2 separate regions of the Homo sapiens genome follow, and region 2 is linked to region 1. Evidence: chromatin loops called from intact Hi-C (ENCODE). Cell type or tissue: mammary epithelial cell. All regions are shown on one strand.

Region 1 (2,500 bases):
TATAAAATTAATTAGGCAGAAGGTTTTGAGTAGTGAATGAAGGCAAAGTTGTGGACTTAGCCTTAATCATCCAATTTACCCTCATTTATGTTCAAGTTGAAGCACTTCGACTTTCAGTCTGTGTTAAATTATTCTGAGGCTGATTTTCATAAGGGTTCTTTTTAGCATGGCATTTGGTTTCTTGAAATCTGAGGACCTCTCAGCTGCAGTTAACCCAGTGTATACTCAAGAATCTCTTCTTGGAGAATGTAAACATTCCATTATCCAGTCACCTTTGATAAAAGACCACTTTCACCAAAAAAGAGCCTCATAACTCACATTTTATAGATGATGAAATGGGCACTCAGAGAAGCTAACTGATTCACCCAAGGTCATATAGCTGTACTGTGGCAGGGCCAAAGCACAAACCTGTTCATCTATCTTGTGTTGACTGAGCATCTGCTTCCCCTGGGAAATACACTCACTGATGGGGATACAAAGGTGAAGAAGACTTGGTCCCTACCCCAAAAGAAGCCCAGGTCTTCAGATTGCAGAATAAGTCAGACAGCCTGAAGATGCTGGGCCACCACTAATGTCACTTCAACTTCATCAGAGCAAGTAGCTTCTAATTTTGACTCCCATATTTATTAAAACAGTCCTTGGGACTGTTTCAGAAGAAAGAGATGTTGGAAACTGTTATCCTAGAGACTTGCTTTGCTTGGTCTCATGACCCTTACATTGTTTAAATTGTCAGTTAAAAATTGGGAAAGCTCATTTTTTGAAAATGTAGACTTCTGAATTATCTTGAAAAAAGAAAACAAAAACAAAAACAAAACACCTCAAGATCTCTTCTTACTGGACCAGTGTTCCCTTGCTGTGATAATCCTTTGGAGGTAAGGCGCTATTGCCTACTTTATTTGGGCTGGTGCTAGCCAATTCAACATAGTTCCTAACCAGCACCTTTTACTCACTCCTACTGCTTACCCTATTCCCAAAGTGTTTAAGTTTGCTAAGCCTGGCCACTAACTTCTGGGGCGACAGTTATTGTCTGAACCATGCTTGACGGCAGGTGGCAGCAGTAAGCTGTTTTATTACCATTTCTCCTCCAAGTTGGAAGGATGTACTGCAGCCGCAATCAGCTTCAGGGATTTTTTCTTTCATTCCTCTGAAAACAAAACAAAACGAAAAACCCAAGGTCATCAGGTTTTAGTTGAGTAATATTTTGACAATGTAAGTTATGAAAAAGAGATTTAGTGTTAGTAATGAGAAAAAGCCAATTGTGTGCAATAGGAATCTACCAGGAAAAAAAGCTGGCTGGCTACCAGGAAGAAAAGTCCTGAACCTGAGAGATAGGGCAAGCTGGCTTGCAGCCACTAGTTGGGGAATCTTTTTTTCACACCACATAATAAAAATTAACTCAGATGAGTCATAGACCTAAATGTAAGAGCTGAAACTTTAAAACCCTTAGAAAAAAAAAACCCATAGGAGTAAATGTTTGTGATCTTGGATTAAGAAATAGTTTTTTAGACATAACACAAAAAAGCACAAGCAACAAAAGAAAAAACAGAAAAATGAGACATCAAAATATAAGGCTTTTGTGTTTCAAGGTACATCATCAAGAAAAGAGACAGTCTCCAGAATAGGAGAAAATGTTTGTGAATCATTGATCTCATAAAGGACTTGTATACAAAATATATAAATAATTCTTGTAACTGAACAATAAAAAGAAGACTGACCCAATTAAAAATTGTTAAAAGATCTGAATAGACATTTCTCCAAAGTATACAAAAGCTAATAAGCATATAAAAAGATGTTCAACATCATTAGTCAACAGAGAAATGTAAATCAAACAATAATGAGATACCACCTCACTCCTCATGGTTAAGGATGGCTATTTAGGATGGCTAAGATACAGACAATAACAAGTGCTGACACCGATGTGAAGAAATGAGAACCTTCATAACTGCTGATGGAATTGTAAATGGAGCAACTGTTTTGGAAAACAGTTTGGCAATTTCTCAAAATGTGACCCAGCAATTCCGTTCCTTGTTACACAGCCAAGAGAAATGAAAACCTGTACACACAAAAGAGTTGTACATGGAGATAAATAGCGGCAATACCCAAAAGATGAAAACAACATGTCTATCAATTGGTGAATGGATAAACAAAATGTGGTAAGCAGTGCCCCCTTATCTGTGGTCTTGCTTTCTGTGGCTGCAGTTATCTGTGATAAACTTCAGTCTGAAAATATTAAATGGAAAATTCTAGAAATAAGCAATTCATATGCTTTAAATTGCATACCATTCTGAGTGTGATGAAATCTGGCATCATCCCACTCTGTCCTGCCTGGGACATGAATGATTCCTTTGTCTAGCATCTCCACACTATATGTTACCTGCCTGCTAGTCACTTAGTCATCTCAGGCATCACAGTGCTTATGTTCAAGTCATCCTTATTTTACTTAATAAAGGCTCCAAAATGCAAGAGTAGTGATGCTGATTCAGATATGCTAAAGAGAAGC
Region 2 (2,500 bases), 96 kb after region 1:
AGCAGGCAGGAATGTTAAAGTCTGCTGAAACTGCGCCCACAGCCGCCCCTTCTCCCAGGTGCTCTGTCCCAAGGAGATGGGGGTTTTATCTATAAGTCCCTGACTGGGGCTGCTGCCTTTCTTTCAGAGATGCCCTGCCCAGAGAGGAGGAATCTAGAGAGGCAATCTGGCTACAGTGGCTTTGTGGCACTGCAGTGGGCTCCGCCCAGTTAGAACTTCCCAGAGGCTTTGTTTACACTGTGAGGGGAAAACCCGTCTACTCAAGCCTCAGTAATGGCAGATCCCCTCTCCCCCCACCAAGATCGAGCATCTCAGGTCAACTTCAGACTTTCGTGCTGGCAGCAAGAACTTCAAGCCAGTGGATGTTAGCTTGCTGGGCTCCATGAGGCTGGGATCCGCTGAGCAAGACCACTTGGCCCCCTGGCTTCAGTCCCCTTTCCAGAAGAATGAATGGTTCTGTCTCACTGGTGTTCCAGGCTTCACTGGGGTATGAAAAACAACAACAACAACAACAACAGCAACAACAACAACAACAGCAACAAAAACCCAAAACTCCTACGGCTAGCTTGGTGTCTGCCCAAACAGCCGCCCAGATTTGTGCTTGAAACCCAGGGCCCGTGTGGTGTAGGCACCTGAAGGAATTTCCTGGTCTTTGGGTTGCAAAGACCTTGGGAAAAGCTTAGTATCTGGGCCAGATAGCACAGTCCCTCATGGCACAGTCCTTCACGGCTTCCCTTGGCTAGGGGAGGTAGTTCCCCCACCCCTTGAGCTTCCTGGGTGAGGCGACACCCCACCCTGCTTCTGCTCGCCCTCCGTGGGCTGCACCCACTGTCTAACCAGTCCCAATGAGATGAACCTGGCACCTCAGTTGGAAATGCAGAAATCACCCACCTTCTGCATTGGTCTTGCTGAGAGCTGCACACTGGAGCTGTTCCTATTCAGCCATCTTGCCCAGGAGTCTCGCATTCCTTTGTTATAGCTCAATGCTATTAAAATGTGTACATATACAACATTTTCTTTATCCATTTATTGATTGATGGACACTTAGGTTGATTCCATAACTTGGATCTTGTGAATAGTGCTGCAATAAACATAGGAGTGCAGACATCTCTTCAATATACGGTTTAAAACATTTTTTTTTTGGAAACATACACAGCAGCAAGATTGCTGAATCATAATGACAGTGCTATTTTTAGTTTTTTGAAGAACACCCATACCGTTTTCCATAATGTCTGTACCAACTTACATTCTCACTAACAGTGTATGAGTGTTCCCCTTTCTCCACATCCTTGCCATCATCTGTCATTTTTTTGTCTTTTTGATAATGGTCATTTTAACTGGGGTGAGATGAAATCCAATTTTTGACTGTTACAAAACAGTGCTACCATGATTTTTCTTGGTAATGTACATAAACACAGATATCTCTAGGGGATTTATGTAGAATTTCTGGTTTATGGAATATGAGCACCTTCAATTTAATTGGATGATGCCTAACTTTTCCTAATGGCATGTACCAGTTCACACCCTTACTAGCCAGGTTTAACAGTTCCCATTTCTCCACCTGCTGGCCAACACTTGGTATTATCAGACTTCTTAATTTTTGCCTATCTAATGGGTGTAAATGGCATCTTATAATTTGATTTTCCTGATTACTAATAATGTTGAGCATCTTTTCACATGCCTATTGAACGTTAGTATTTCCTCTTTTGTGAAGCATTTATTCAAGACATTTGCCATTTTTTCCTGTTGAGTTGTGTAACTTTTTCAAATTAATTTGTAGAAGCTGTTTTAATTTTAGTTCTTTCTCCTTTATATGTGTTCCATATATCTCTCCCCACTTTGTCACTTATTTTTCCATTTTAATGATTTCTTTTGATAAACATAAATTCTAATTATAAGATAGATACCGAAGTTATCAATCCTTTTTTATGGTAAGTGCTTTTTGTGTCTTTTCAATGAAATCGTTCTATACCCCAATATCATGAAGATATTCCTTTATACTATAATAACATTTAAAATTTTTATGGTTTTGACTTTCACATCTATGTTTTTAATATACTTGGAATTGATTTTCATGTAGAATATGAGAATAGAGGTCCAATGTTTTCTTTATGAATATCCAATTGCCCCAATATCATTTGCTGAAAAGCCTTTTCTTCTCCCATTCAGTTACAATGCCAACTCTGTCAAATATCAAGTGTTCATATATTTTTGGGAAGATTTCTGACCTGTCTGTTCTATTCTACCAGTTTATTTATCTAATCATGTGCCAATACAGCATTGCCTTATTACCTGTAACAGTAATACTAATAAATGTCTTGATATCTGATAGGGGAAGTCTTCCCACCTCATTCTTATTCCTCAAGAGTTTCTTAACTATTCTTATCAATATGCACAGAAATAGATGCTGAAATTTTCTTTTCACAAAATTACTGTTGAGATTTTAATTTCAGCAAAACTTAACTGTTGAGTTTTAGTGTAAACAAAAATAATGGTTGAA

The links. A loop is a pair of places that touch in the nucleus more often than their neighbours do. Peaks named below come from ENCODE experiments on the same cell type or tissue, not always from the same donor. Only the 100,000 strongest peaks of a DNase experiment are listed, where the experiment ranks them.
Region 2: a loop joins it to region 1, with 12 times the contacts of the local background. A loop is called at or near these places in 23 of 110 quality-filtered maps.

Annotation. Positions count from the first base shown.
Region 1 is chrX:103,844,221-103,846,720 of GRCh38, forward strand. No RefSeq gene overlaps it. Among named protein-coding and RNA genes, the nearest start is that of RAB9B, 13 kb to the left of the region's middle. In mammary epithelial cell, a CTCF peak has its summit at 1,044 (motif pointing right); DNase peaks (open chromatin) are centred at 1,211 and 2,371; H3K27ac peaks cover 1,168 bases.
Region 2 is chrX:103,940,216-103,942,715 of GRCh38, forward strand. It overlaps a transcript of TMSB15B not described here. Among named protein-coding and RNA genes, the nearest start is that of TMSB15B, 21 kb to the right of the region's middle. In mammary epithelial cell, a CTCF peak has its summit at 1,558 (motif pointing left); no DNase peak of the experiment used is centred here.